Linked DNA regions of Homo sapiens: region 1 is linked to region 2. A link is an interaction called in ENCODE POLR2A ChIA-PET data of the cell type or tissue named here. Cell type or tissue: Panc1. All regions are shown on one strand.

The links. Peaks named below come from ENCODE experiments on the same cell type or tissue, not always from the same donor. Only the 100,000 strongest peaks of a DNase experiment are listed, where the experiment ranks them.
Region 1: POLR2A ChIA-PET joins it to region 2 with 6 read pairs; 2 of 35 experiments call an interaction of 5 or more read pairs at or near these places.

Annotation. Positions count from the first base shown.
Region 1 is chr5:26,041,035-26,049,034 of GRCh38, reverse strand. No RefSeq gene overlaps it. Among named protein-coding and RNA genes, the nearest start is that of TRK-CTT9-1, 150 kb to the left of the region's middle. In Panc1, no CTCF peak of the experiment used is centred here; no DNase peak of the experiment used is centred here.
Region 2 is chr5:26,647,743-26,655,742 of GRCh38, reverse strand. No RefSeq gene overlaps it. Among named protein-coding and RNA genes, the nearest start is that of CDH9, 390 kb to the left of the region's middle. In Panc1, no CTCF peak of the experiment used is centred here; no DNase peak of the experiment used is centred here; H3K27ac peaks cover 3,994 bases.

The DNA of each region.
Region 1 (8,000 bases), 610 kb after region 2:
ACAGACCATAGAAGAGCTCACTTAAGAACGATAGAAAAGGCATTCAGCCATTCTATCCCATCTAATCTCGGCTGGCAAAAAGCGTACGCTGGTATTGTTCATTTTCCTGAGTCTACAGCAAGTATAAATGTCTTTAAGCCTAAATTCCTTTAGCGTTTATCCCCACACAATATAGGATATAGCAGTAGTGTATACCTCAAGCAGCTATTTTGAGATATAAAGAAAATAATAATATAGGTAATATCTGTAGTAGATTGTTTGGCATAGAGCAAGCCCTCAATAAATAATAACCATATTAATACATCATATCACTATTGTTTTTATTACTTTAACATGGGAGCCTATGTCTAATTCTATGATGTTTGGAATAAAGTAAGGAAATTTCAGAGTTGAAGTCATCAACATTAACAAAAGCTTTACTTCATTTCTGATATCTCCTGTTTTCTAAAGAACAGGAAATCAAAATAAAACAAAAATGAAACAATCTTTTCTTCTTTTTAACACAAATTGGAGATTCTGTATTAAGTAGTTTACTTTTTGCTTTAATTTTTAAATTTTAGATTCAGGGTGTACATGTGCAGCATTGTTACATAAGTATATTGCATGATGATGCGGTTTGGGCTTCTAAGGATCCAGTCGCCCAGCTTGAGTAGCAAACATAGTATCCCGTAGGTAGTTTTTCACCCCTTATTCCCTTCCTCCCTTTTCTTGGAATCCTCACTGTCTAATGTTCCCATTTTTGTGTCCATTTGTACCCAGTGTTTATCTCCAACATACAAGTGAGAACATACAGTATTTGGTTTTCTGTTTCTGCATTGATTTGCTTAGGATTATGGCCTCTAGCTGCATCCATGTTCCTGCAAAGAAAATGATTTCATTATTTTTCATGGCTGTGTAGTATTTCACAATGCATATGTACCACATTTTCTTTATCCAGCCTACCAATGATGGGCACCTAGGTCAATTCCATGTCTTTGTTATTGTGAATAGAGCTGCAGTAAACATTCAATTACAGGTGTCTTTATGGTAGAAAAAATTGTTTTCCTTTGAGTATATACCCAGTAATGGGATTGTTGAGTGAAATGGTAATTCTATTTTTAGTTCTTTGAGAAATCCCCAAACTGCTTTCCATGGGGACTGAACGAATTTGCATTCCCATCGACAGTGTATAAGCATTTCCTTTTATCCACAACCTCACCAATTTCGGTTGTTTTTTTGGTTTTTGGTTTTTTTTAAACTTTTTTAATAGCCATCTGACTGGTGTGAGATGGTATTTCATTGTGGTTTAGGTTTGCATTTCTCTAAAGATTAAGAATGTTGAGCATTTTTTCATATGTTTGTTGAACATTTGTTTGTCTTCTTTTAAGAAGTGTCTGCTTATATCCTTTGCCCACTTTTTAATGGGGCTGTTTGCTTTTTTCTTGTTTATTTGTGTAAGTTCCTTTTAGATTCTGGGTATTATTCCTTTTTCATATGCATAGGTTGCAAATATTTTCTCACATTCTGAAGACTGTGTTTAATTTATTGATAGTTTCTTTTGCTGTGCAGAAGCTCTCTAGTTTAATAATGTCCAATTTGTCTTTTTTGATTTTGTTGCATTTTCTTTTGGGGTCTTTATTATAAATTATATGCCTAGGCCAATGTCTAGAAGAGTATTTCCTAAGTTTTCTTCTATAGTTTTGATAGTTTGATGAATCACATTTAAGTCTTTAATTCACCTTTTTTTAAAGAATTTTTATATACATATTTTCTTCAGGGATATTGGCCTGTAGTTTTTTTTTTTCTTTGCCAGATTTTGGTATCAGGATGATACTTGTTCACAAAATCAACCAGATTTGATATCCAAATCTGTCAAAGGGAGTCAGGGAGAAGTCCCTCCTCCTAAATTTTTGGGAATAGTTTAGTTTTTGTATATGGTAAGGAGTAGAGGTCCAGCTTCATTTTTCTTCATATGATTGGCTTGCTTTCTCAGCACCATGTATTAATAGGGAACCCTTCCCCAGTGGTTTATTTTTGTTGTAGGTTTGTGGCTTTATTTCTGGGTTATTTATTTTGCTTCTTTGGTCTATGTATCAATTTTTTTCAGTATCGTGCTGTTTTGGTTACTGTAGCCTTATAGTATAGTTTGAAGTCAGGTAATGTGTTGCCTCAGGCTTTGTTATTTTTGCTTAGGCTTCCCTTGTGTATTTCAGCTCTGTCTTGGTTCCATACAATCTTTAGAATATTTTTGTCTAATTTTGTAAAGAATTAGGTTGGTAGTAGGAATAGCATTGAATCTGTAGATTGCTTTGAGCAGTATGGACATTTTAACAATATTGATTCTTCCAATGCATGAGCATGGAAAGCTTTTCTATTTGTTTGTGTCATCTGTGATTTTTTGCAACAGTGTCGAAAGCTTGTCTTATAGACGCCTTTCATCATCTATGCTAGATGTATTCACAGACGTTTTAATTTTATGGCTATTTTAAATGAGATTGTGTTCTCAATTTGGTTCTTAGCTCGAATGTTATTGGGTATAGAAATACTACTGATATTGTACAACGATTTTGTATCTCGAGACTTTGCTGAAGTCATATATCAGGTCTTTTGTGTACAATTTTTGGGTGTTTTAGGTATAGAATCATTGTCTGTGAAGAAAGATAATTTTAATTCCTCTTTTTCTATTTAAATGTCTTTTATTTCTTTCTCTTGCTTAATTCTTCTAGATAGGACTCCCAGTACTATATTGAATAGAAATGGTGAGAATGGGTATCCTTATCTTGTTCCAGTTCTTAAGGAGAATGCTTCCAACTATTGCCTATTTAGTATGATGTTGGTTATGGGTTTGTCATGGATGTCTTTTTATTATTTTGAGCTATGTTCCTTTGATGCCTAGTTTGTTAAAGGTTTTTATCATCAGGGATATTGGATTTTATCAAATGCATTTCCTGCATCTATTGAGATGATTACAGGGTTTTTGTTTTTAATTTGGTTTATGTGGTGAATCACATTTATTGATTTGCATATGTTGAATCATCCTTGCATCCCAAGACTAAAGCCCAATTGATTAGGATGAATTAACTTTTTCATTTATTGCTGGATTTGGATTGGTAGTGGTTTCTTTTCTTTTTTTTTAATTTTTTATGTCTATTTTCTTCAAGGAAAAAAATGTCCTCTTTTTTATTTGTCAGATTTTTGTATCAGGAGATACTAGTTCAGAGAATGGATCCAGAAGCAGTCCCTCCTCCTTGATTTTTGGGAATAGTTTCAGTAGTTTTGGTTTCACTTTTTTCAGTAGGCTAGGTTTCATTAATCTTTGTATTTTTTTTTTATCTCAATTTCATTTAGCTCTGTTCTGATTTTGGTTATTTCTTTCTTCTGCTAACTTTGTTAACTAAGTAAAATAAGTTGTTCTTATTTTACTAGAACAACTTTAGGTGTGTTGGTAAGCTGAAATTTGATATCTTTCTATCTTCCTGACATAGGCATTTAGTGTTAGAAACTTTCATTTTAAGACTACTATTGCTGCATCCTAGTGGTTTTGGTGTGTTTTGTCTCCTTTTCATTTATTTCAAGGAATTTTTAAATTTCTCTCTTAATTTCATTGTTTACCCAAAAGTCATTCAGGAGCAAGTTGCTTAGTTTCAATGTACTTTGCGACTTTGAGCATTTCCCTTGCTATTGATTTCTATTTTTATTCCACTGTGGTCTGAGATGACGATTTCAATTTTTTTTTTTTTTTGGAAATAATTGAGACTCTATGACCTAGCATGTGGTTAATCTTAGAGTATGTCCCATGCGAAGATGAGAATAATGTGTATTTTAGGGTTGTTGGTGGAGTCTTCTTTATTACGTCCAAGTGATCAAATGTAGAATTTTAAGTCTTGGTTTTAAGACAGAATTTCTGTCTTGGTTTTCTGCCTCAATGATCTCTGTAATGGTGTCAGTGCAGTGTTGAAGTCCTGCACTATTACTGTGTGGCTGTCAGTCTTTGCTTAAACCTAGAAGTAATTGTTTTATAAATCTGGGTGCTCCAATGTTGGGTGCATACATACTTAGAATAGTCAAGTCTTCTTGTTGAATTGAATACTTTATCAATGTCATACCCTTTTTTGGGTTCTTTTTTACTATTATTGGTTTACTGTATACTTTATCCGATACAAAACTAGTGACCCCTGCACTTTTCTTTGTTTTTCATTCCCACGATATAACTTTTTCCCTTTCTTTACTTTGATCCTGTGGGTGTCATCACATGTGAGATGGGTCTTTTAAAGGACAGAAGAAGGATGGCCATTTTTTAATCTAATTTGGCACTCTATGTCTTTTAGGTGAAGAATTTAGACTATATGTTTCAAATAAATATTGCTATGTGAGAATTTGTTCCTGTTATAGTGTTATTAGCTAGTTGCTTTGCAGTCTTGATTGTATTGTTGTTTTATGGATTCTGTGAGCTATGTGCTTGCATGTGCTATTATGATAGCAATGCCATTCTTTTGTTTCCATGTTTAGAACTCCCTTTAGCATCTCTCGTAAGGCCAGTATAATGGTGACAAATTCCCTTAGAGATTGCTTGTCTGGAAAGTACTTTATTTCTCTTTCGTTTAGGAAGCTTAGTTTGGTAGCATATGAAACTATTGACTAACATTTCTTTTTCTTTCTTTCTTTTTTTTTTTTTTGACAGGCTTTCACTTTGTCACTCAGGCTTGAGTGAAGTGGTGCAAATCTCAGCTCACTGCAGTCTTAACCTCCTGGGCTCAAGCCATCCTCCCTCCTCAGCCCCCCAAGTAGCTGAGACTACTGGCACATGCCACCATGCCCAGAAATTTTTTGTATTTTCCATGCAGATGAAGTTTCGCCATGTTGCAGAGGCTGATCTCAAACTTCTGAGCTCAAGCAATCCACCTGCCTTGGTCTTTCAAAGTGCTAGGATTACAAGAGTGAACCACCACACCTAGCCTCTTTTTCTTTTTCTTTCTTTTTTTTTTTTTTAGAATGCTAAATATGGACCCGCAATATCTTCTGGCTTATAAAGTTTCTGCTTAGAAGTCCATTGTTAATCTGATGGTTTTTCTTTTATGCATTACATAACCCTTTTCGCTAGATGCCTTTAAGATTTTTTTTCTTTCATATTGACCTTGAATATTCTGATAACTATGCACTTTAAGGAATGATATGGCTTGGATATTTGTTTCCTCCAAATCTCATGTTGAAATGTAACCCCCTGTGTTTGAGATGGGGCCTGGTAGGAGGTGTTTTCATCATGGGTTCAGATCTCTCATGAATGACTTGGTGATTAGTTAGTCTGTGTAAGATTTGGTTGTTTAAAAGTGTATGGCAGCCTCTTCCTCTCTCTCTTGCTCCTGCTCTCGCCATTTGACATGCTGGCTACCCATTACCTTCTGCCATGATTACAACCATCCTGAGGCCTCACCAGAAGCTGAGAAAATACTGGAGCCATGCTTGCTGTTCAGCCTGCAGAACCGTGAGCCAAGCAAACATATTTTCTTTATAAATAACCAAGTCTCAGGTATTCCTTTATAGTAACAGAAGAATAAGCTAATACACAGATGGTCATCTTCTATAGTTTCTCACTGGAGTTCCCTGGATTTTTGTATCTGCATGTTGACCTCTCCAGCAAGAATGGGTAAATTCTCCTTAATCATATCCTCAATATGTTTTCCAAGTCACTTAATTATTTTCTTTTTTCTCTCAGGACTGCCAATAAGTTGTAGGTTTGCTTGGTTTGCATAATCCTGCATTTCTTAAAAGCTGTGTTTATTTCTTTAGTTCTTTATTTTAAATTTTTGTCCAACTAGATTGATTTGAAGGATTGGTCTTTGAGCTTTGAAATTCTTCTTCTTGGTCTAGTCTGTTTTTAAGGCTTCCAACTGTATTTTGAAATTCCTGTAGTAAATTTTTCAATTCCAGAAATTCTTTTTGGTTCTTTCCTCATACCTATGTTGTCGTTTAAATCTTGGATCATTTTTCTTGCTTTTTGCCTTGGATTTTTACTTGCTCTTGGATCTTATTGAGGCTTTTTTGCCATCCAAATTCTGAATTCCATATCTGTCATTTCAGACATTTTATTCTGGTTAGAATCCATTGCTTGAGAGCTAGTGGGATCCTTTGGAGGTGATGAAACACCATGGCGTTTTGTACTGCCACAGTTCTTGTACTAGTTTTTCCTCCTCTGAGAAAGCCGACACTTATTTATTTATTTATAATTTGCAATCACTTGGATGGAACTTCTTGAGTTTTTATTCTCTTTTCACTTCAGGGTATGACGGTTGTGTATATCATGTGTCATGGAATGGCTTTATTTCTAGATGTGTCAGGGTGTCACGGCTCTGTCCAGGTTTCTTGGTTGCAGATAGGTTCATGCAGTGGCTTTCTCAGACATTGCTCATTGTAGCAAAGTAATTGTGTTTGGTGGTGTGGTTCAGGTTGCAGTCTAGCAGACAGTACTTAAGAATAAGAGCTGATAGGTAGGGGTATGGATGGAAGCAATGGATAAGTGTCAGAAGCATTCTCCCCCAGTATACATTCACCTTCAGTGGGTCTGGAGCCACTGGAGAAACCTGAGAAGTGGACTCCGTCAGCACATGCTCCCTAGACCCCAGTGTGAAGAGCTGCTGCTGAGTCCATGACAAAACACTGAGGAGAGGATTGAGGGAGCAAGAGATGACCCCCTCTCCATAACTGTTCCCATACTTTAGTGGTGCCACCTTCAATGGCTGGCACTGTACTCTTGTTTTTACTGACCCAAAGTAGGCTTTGCTGGGCTATGCTTCCCTTAGACCTCCACAAGTGTGGTCCACCTCCCTCCCGCTCCTCAGAGCTGGTGGGGGAATATTCCCCGACTGACCAAGAGAGCAGGCTGAGGCACCTATCAATGACACACTCAGATCAGTTCCAAGTCACAAGGCTGTCACTGGTTGCAAGTGTCACTGCCCAAGAGAAGCCTTGGTTTCAGCAATTCTCCTCCCACTCCAGTCCTGTGATAGGAGAGAGCCTAATTCCTGTGTCTACTGCTGGGAGACTTTCTATACTCTCCACTTAATTCCAGATGTGGGTGCCTTTCTCCCATTCCAGAGCAAGTATTCCCATCTCTGGCCCAAAACTAAATGACTTGCTGTGTTCACCACTGGCACGTAGCCAAACAATGGCTCCAAACTCTCAAAATAATGCCTACTTTGGGTTTATGACCAGAAAGGGTGGCACCCCTCTCAGGTAAGCAACTTGGTCAGGAAACTGCGGGGAGTGCAGTCTGTTCTAGTCTTGGTCTCACAGCAGACCCTACCAGGGCATTAGATATTGCCCTAGGTATGCATGGAAACACCGAGGTTCCCTGCCCCTCCTTGGCTGGCTGGCATCTGCATCCACATCAGCCCAAACTCAGGCCAAGGGTGGGGTGCAGCTCAGAATTAAACTCTCAAAATCACACCTTGGGCCTGCAACCAGCTGGGGAGGGATGCTGCTTAGGCAGGCAGTGTAGGCAAGACATTGTGGGTATTGTGATCTGATCACATCTCAGTCTCACAGCAGCCCATTGCAGGGCAGTGAGTATTGTCCTAGATATGTGTGTAGTAGCCTGGTTTCCCTCTCAGTCCTTGGCTGGGCAATTGCTGCAGTCATGTCAACCTGAACTGAGTCCAAGGCAGAGTTCAGATTAGCATTAATCTCTCAAATGATGCCTTGAGCCTGCGGCTAGAGAGGGTGAGGCACCACCTAGGCAAGCAGTATATGGAAGAAACTGTGGGTAGCATGGTTGCTTACATCTCAGTCTCAACAGCAGCTCAGCAGGATGGCAAGTATCCACCCAGGGCTGCGTGGATGTGTGCCTTCATTCATCTCCCTCCTTGGGGCAGTGCAGCAGCTGCAGCTGTGTCTATAGGTCCCCAGTACTAAGTTCTCAAGATGGGTCCCAGCTGAGGCTGCTCCAGGCTCAGATGCCTGTGGGATTCTGTGTGGGTTCCCAACCTGGAGCAATGTCTCTGTGCAATCTTTAGCAAGCTTGGTTT
Region 2 (8,000 bases):
AACAAACACAGATCTCACTCTCACTCAAGGCAGAAAGGTGATAATACACAGGTCTAGATCAGTGGGGATGATATTTCTGTGGTGTTATGATATATATTGATTTTCATCTATGGTTTCTGGCTTATAACTACCAAAGCCCTTTTGCTATATATACCAGTCTTTTGCTATAATGTTGGGTGTGTTAGCCTCAGAATGGGCCTCTGACCTTGTTCTGCCCTCCTGTGACCTTCTCCGACCCTCCTCTGACATTCATCTGCCCCAAGGCAAGACTTTAATGTTACCCTGCCTTTCTAATTGCTGGTCTTAAGACCCTCCATTGAGAATCTACCACCCTATACTGTGGGGGAAGGAATGATGACACCATGAAGCTTCCACAACAACCAAAGAAGGATTCAGAGAGCTTCTGGATAGCTGAACATGTGGAAGTTCCTGGTGGGTGGCCTGCCTGGGGAGGGTGTGGAAGCTTAGCGCCTCTTCCCACATATATATCTCTTCATCTGTATCCTTTATAATAAATTGGTAAACATTAAATGTTGCTGTAAGCCACTCCAGAAAATTAATTGAACCCAAAGAGGGGATGATGGGAACCCCATCATGAAGCCAGTTGGTCAGTAGTTTCAGAGGACTAGACTTGTGACTGGTGGGGTGGGAGGGCAGCTTTTGGGACTGAGCCCTCAACCTGTGGGATATGACACTATCTCTGGGTAGATAGTGTTGGAACTGAATTGGAGGATACCCATTTGGTATCTACTGCATGGGGTGTGGAAAAGAAAAACACACATATGGTCACAGAAGTCTTCTATGTTGATGAATGTTGCAATGAAAGAGTATAAGAAAATGCAGTTAAAGAGAGTTTTTCCTACATATTCCTCATCCCTAGTTGTGAAAACTAAAAATGTATTCAGACATTGTGAATGGAACCTGAAGAGTAAAATTACCCTGGGTTGAGAACCATTGATCTAACTTAATACATTTGGTCATCTGGACGCTTAATTAAGCTGATTTATTTTTAATGGCTTTTCTTCTTCTTTTTATGACAAAGATAAAGCAGCTTATATGTCCCATCTCTCCTCTGAGGGATTTGTCACTTGGAATTCAGTTTACTTGCTTTCCTGTGACCTCAATTTGATGGTGGCTTCAATACATATATATGATATTGTATAAAATCTAGAGTTTATCATTCCTAATAAAGGACCAATATTTCCCTGTCACTTTCTGTATCCTATAGCAGTGGCAACTCCTAAAAATATGGCTTTCTGATATTTTATCTCATAAAGGTGAAAAATCAAGGCCAACTATTAATATGGACACTGGAAACATTCATTATTATGCTGTTTCAACAGGTATTTGCCAATAACTAATGTGATTATTGCACTAGGGAGTGGCAGGGGTTAAATATAAAAGGGTTTCTACTCTAAAGTGTCTCATGATCTGAAATTTTGTGATCTGTAATCAATGTCTAATACAGTATATAAAGAAGGATAACTCACATAATGAAGAAGGTTACTTTTCCCTGGCCTTTCTAGAAGACAGAATAATGAAAACTGAACTGATTTTTCTGTGCTCACACTGATGAATATAATTTTGCTTACTTTATAATTTAGAAAAATTTACTTCAATTAAGGATACCCCTTTTTTCATAGATCAAACATCTCAAGGATCAACTTGGGAAGGTTAGCTTTCAAGCTCACTTGGCTCTTGATAGGATTCAGTTCTCCATATGCTCTCAGACTGTCACATCAACGTGTCACCAGATGTTATTGATAGGCCACATTCAGTTTTTTGACATGTGTATCTCTTCAACATGGCAGCTTGTTTCATCAAAAGATGTAGACTGAGAAGTCAACAGAAGCCATTTGTATTAAACAATCAATATAGTATTAAACAATCAATAAACAAACAATATAGTTGTAAACAATACAAAACAATGTATTAAACAAACAAAAAAAAATTATGTTTGTTATTGGCCAAATTGTGTTTTCCAAAAATTCATATGCTGAAGCCCAATGTTTTGTATTTGTAAACAGGGTCTATAAGCAGGTAATAAGGTTAAGTGAGATTATAAGGGCCTCATCCCATAGGACTGTTGTCCTCATAAGAAGAGGAAGAGACACCAAGGAATGCTGTCTCTCCAAACAAACACAGAAGATGTTGATATGGTTTGGGTTTGTGTCCCACCTAAATCTCATGTTGAGTTGCAATCCCCAAAGTGGAAGGTGGGGCCTGGTGGAAGGTGAGTGGATCAGGAGGGTGGTTTCTAATGGTTTAGCATCATCCCCTTAGTACTGTCTCATGATAGAGTACTCAGAAGACCTGGTTGTTTAAAAGTGTATGGGACCTCCCCACTCTCTTTCTCTCTTGCTCCTGCTCCAGCCATGTGAAGTGCTGTCTCCCTCTTTGCCTTCCGCCATGATTGTCAGTTTCCTGAGGCCTTCTTTAGGAAACTTTCTGATAGCATGCCTCCTGTACATCCTGCAAAACCATGAGCCAATTAAATATCTTTTGCTTTTATATTACCCAGTCTCAAATATTTCTTTACAGTAGTGCAAGAATGGACTAATACTGAGGCCATATCAAGACATAATCCAAAGGTAGCCATCTACCATGAAGGAAGGCAGCCCATTAGAAACCAACCAAAGGCACCTTGATATTGGACCTAGCCTCTAGAAATGTGGGAAGATTTCTGTTGTTTAAGCCACCTACTCTATGGCATTTTGTTATGGTAGCTCAAGCAGACTAATGCAATGTTGAATGTGAATATCTAAAGTATTTGTATATAAAAGTGTTGCATTATAGTAATATTGTATAAGTCCATTTTCACACTGCTGATAAAGACATACCTGAGACTGGGCAATTTACAAAAGAAAGAGGTTTAGTGGACTTACAGTTCCATGTGGCTGGGGAAGCCTCCCAATCATGGCGGAAGGTGAAAAGCACATCTCACATGGTAGCAGACAAGAGAAGAGAGCTTGTGCAGGGAAACTCCCCCTTGGAAAACCATCAGATCCCATGAGACTTATTCACTATCACTAGAGCAGCATGGGAAAGACTTGCCCCCATGATTCAATTACCTCCCACCAGGTCCTTTTCACAACACACGGGAATTCAAGATGAGATTTGGGTGGGGACACAACTAGACCATATAAAATATCTATATGAATACTGGTATTTCTCAGCATATTTTTTATTTCTTTGAAAAAGTGAAGACTTTTAATATTTTTAATGTTCATGAATATTTCCCGTAATGTTGTTTTAGATGAAGGCCTAGATTTATCAATTTGCATATGTCTATCTCACAAAGTTTCCCAGATTTTTCTAGCCGTTAGAAATGTCCATACATACTAGAAAACTTGTAACTTAAGAACACATTGAAACCACTCAGAAATAAAAAGATCAGAAAATGTGTTATGTTACTAATATTATCATGTAGAACAGAATAACTGAAATATACTAGGATGAATATTATGAAATTGACTTCTTTTTGGTCAAAAAAGTGTATTATTCAACCTAACAGAATAAAAAACGGTTATTTTTCAGTCATAATATTGATGTTACTTTTAAATCAGATTTGAATAGGTGAAATTTGAAGCTGAGTATGATATTGCAAATGTAAAAATCTCACAATTTTTCTACCTCAATCCATTATGTTTTTGAAATATCAATGTGATATAATGTTTTAAATATGCCTTTTTAGGCATATTTAAAAATTATTATTATTTTTCTTATATATTGCTTTGGAGTTGATGTCTGCAATCACAAATCTGGGGCAGTGTTAGTTACAGGAAAGGTAGAATAGAAACAAGCATGGTATTTGAATGTAGACACAGATGAATGAGAAAGTGGCATGATACAAATTAGCAGATCTCCGATTCATTATTTTAGAATACCTATCTTCTTATTTCATTGATCTTTATTCTTTTTTCATGATTCCTGTAATGCTTTTTGTGCCACTGATTTACTTTTTCCTGTGTTATACTAACAAAAAAGTTACATCAAATATTCATTTTATTATCTGAGTAACCACAACTTACAGTATTCGCTGTCAAGCATGAGCATAATAGAATATTATTTTGTCCCTTTTTTTTGTTTCTCTCTTTCTGACTATCCTCCTTCTTTCCTTGGAGCTCAAACCATAAAGCCCATTTGTTAGTGTCTCTCTTAAGGCAACAACTTTCAGTTTCAAGCTGATGTTATCTGTGCCACTGCCTTTTTCCACCATAATATACTGAATTAGTTTCAAATTGGCTGAAAACCTCTTGTTGTCTGTTCCTATAATTGAACTTCCCAGAACCCAGCAAAATTTTTTTATTCTTCCTAGTGAGAACTAACCCTTGGGATTTGTTCTCCTTGAGCCTTTACACTTATTTTGTAAAGGTTTTCCCCTACAGTGGTTTATACCTTGGTTGACCCAGATTTATGGTAGAGTTAACATTCTTGTCACTTTCCTTATGGTATTTGCTTCTTACTGTACTAAAAATCCAACACTAGAAAACTTATTTTTATTTAAATAAGTATTTACAGACTCCAGGCAATGAGAAAATTGAAAATAAATTATTCTTAACCCTGATTCACATTATTAATCCTAAATATCAACACAAAGTTTTTTAAATTTTTGGTTATAGTTTTTAGCATATCTATCTTCTGTATTTAAAAAGATAACATAATTTTACCTAACTATATAGATTTCTTGATACCCCTTTTATTAAATAAATTAAGATTTCTTCTTAGATTCTACTCTTATATAAGATTTAACAACATCGTCTTTGGGCATTCTAAAATGAGTTGTTAAAAATAACTGAATGCTATCCTGAGGAGGAAGGAGTGCATACTGTGTGACTGCTTTTGCCTCAATGTTGGTGAGTCTTGATAGACCACTGGACATGTTGAGACCATATGAATTTATAAAATGACTAACCAGAAATCATGGATATTTTGTGAGATTCGTTCTTCCACCCAAAGATGAAAGACATTTGATCCTGGTGACTGTACCATACTGAACTTCTGCAACAATGTCTGATACCCAAGGATAATAAAATGAAATAAACAAATAAAACTCTTTAACATGATGCCATGATTAAAGAAGATCAGTTTTTTCAGCTCCTGGACTCTCACATAATACGGTACTCCCGTGAATTTTGGCAGATTATTTTGGTATGAATACCTTAGTACTGAGTTCGAGGTATACTTAATATAAAATAATATGTCAAACAAAAACAACTTTTCACTTCCAGTGAGTGAAAAGATTTTTGCATTCATATTATGGTGAAAAATCTTACTACAGAGAGTGCTGGCAGAGGCTGAGACAAGCATTTGTCTAGGAAAGTAACAAATCAATGATATTTTGGCTTCAGGTTTGACCTCATTTAGCATAATCCATTTTCATCTTCTCTTAACCACTGTGAAAGATAAAAGAGTAAGAGAAAGGGAAGTTAAAAGTAGAGGCAGTCCTCTATAAGAAAATGAGTACTATATTGAATTCAATATGCAATCACAGGCTTTTGCTTATCAAGGGAGAAGACACTCAAGGGTTGCATGCATGCCAAGGTGAGAAATGTCTCTTAGTCTGCCATTAACTAACGGCTTAAAGAAAAACATGAGCTTAAGGCCTAAGATTATACATCTATCTCTGAATCATTCTCCATGTAAGGTATTTCTACTCCTATGAATTTGGAGCCAAAATATCTCCGCAATATTCAAACTCCAAACATCATTGTATCAAAACATATCTATATCAATGTCTATATCTGGAGAGTGTGGTTATAATCAGAGAGAAGGCCTGGATTCAGTGAAAGTGTCTTGTTGATTGTGTAGTAAGCTTTCTACATTGATGAGAATTCTGTCTCTTTTATAGCAATTGCAAGAGGCACAAACAGTAAGTAGAACTTTCTCATCAAATATATTTCATAGCTGTAGTTTCCTTTCTGCCTGTTAATAGATTCTTGCTTTCAAACAATAGGATGTTGCCATTCCCACAATACACAAGATCTACAAACTTCCAGCTATAGCACATTTTATCCTCCTATTTCGATTGTTCTCAGAGTTGTTTTATGCTGTGTATAGGTGGGGTGGAGGGCTTTTTTAAATAGGAAATTATAAAAACAACCTAGCTTCTATAAAGTAATGTTTGCAGATAGTGTTCAAATATTTTAGTTAAATTGAGTTTTTGGAAAAAAATTAATAAAGTGTATGTAGGAAATGCATAAGCAAAACACTTTACATTAAACAATTGATTTTTAGAATCCTGATTTTTAATCATTGTGGTTAGAGGTCCTGTATCATACCATTTTTAAATAGCACATTTAACCCAAAGTAAGAAACAAATATTATCAGATTTTATTTATTCTAATCATCTCAAAATATTTGTTTAAAATGCTATTAAATTTAATTGCTTAACCTCAGTGGACAATAAAAAATTTACGAAAGGTTTAAACCCACAGTTGTTGCAAAGTAGGACAAAGACTCTTTCTGGAAGACAGGCAGTGCTGTCTGTTACTGTAACCCAGTCCAAAGCTCCCGCTGCTTACCACAAGACAGCCAGGAAGTCGAGACACAGGAGTTGGAGCAGGGAAAGCAAATTTGTTTTAGAGAGCCAGCACACCAATATGGTGATGGAGTAGTGTCCTAAATAACCATCTTAAGCTATTATGAATTTGGGGCTCCTTTTATGTTAGGGAAACAGGGAAGACTGAAGGAGTGAAGCTCAAAAAGTGAATAGTGACCACAGACATCTGGGCAGCACTGAGGGAAAAATTCCTTTTCCTTGGCCAGGTCACAATGCTCTTATAAGCTTGTAACATTGTCGTTAGTGTGTACAGCCTCCTTAGTTCTCAGGGGTTAGTTTTGGCAAGGGACTATTATCATCCTTGTTTTAAAGTTAAACTATCAACTAAATTATCCCTATAGCTAGCTTGGCTTAAGTGCAAAGATAAACAAAAGCAGTTAACCTAAAAGTTTTCATGGCAGGGGGATGATGTTAGGAGCAAAATGGAATTAGTTTTGCTAGGCCTCCTTTTCACCGTTACATACCACTAAAGAGGCAATGTCATGAGGCTCCTGTTAATACCAGGTTAGCAGAACCATTTCAAGATTAGAGGACTAAGTGCAACACCCAAATGTGAGGTAGCGTTTTTGAAATGTTCAGAACGATCAAAGAGCAATGTACTGCTGCTAATTAGCAGATACTTTGGATGGCTATGACGTTACGTTTTGGTTTACACAAAGTTTAGCCAAACGTATGTTATTTTTGTGAGAGTTTATGCTCTGCTGTGGCAAAAAAAAAAAAAAAAGATAAGTGATCATATCATCTAATAAAAGCCATGACTTTTTTTAATGAATAGATTGTTGCAAACGCCGAAACAGACTGTTTTGTGAGAATAATGCAATATGAATCAGCAAACTTTTTGTTTGCCCAAACTATATAAAATTTATAGTGCCATTCATTATGTTGTTGTGAATCCTAGGGTCACAGCACCATAAGGTTTCTAGATATTGAAATTTATATAATGTATTAAAAAATAAAAAACATTGAGACCAGTTAAATTTAACAAAGTTTATTTGAACAAGAAAAAGGTTTTAGAACTGGGCAGCATTCCAGACCAAAGATGGTTGAAAATGATTCTCACCTACAACATGGTGAGTTGTATTTATAACAAGAAAAATAAGAAATGATGTACAAAGATTACTTAATCGGTGCAGTTTGGCATTTGCCTCATTTGGACATAATTTGGCAGCCTTCAGCCTGATAGTAGCTGAAGGTTCAGCTACTATAATTGGCTGAATCTCAGTTGCTTGGTTTGTAGGTATACTGTCAGGTTAGATTACAATTTGCTTGCACATCAAGCTACATTGCAGTTCGCTATTTATGGAGGCCACTTTGGTCAAATTTTATTGGGCAAGTACAGAGACTACTTTGAGCCAAACTGAAATCAGTTTATCAGTCTCCCCCTTTTGGTCATCTTTTTCATAATTTGGATCATCTTGCCTATCCCATGATGAGTTCT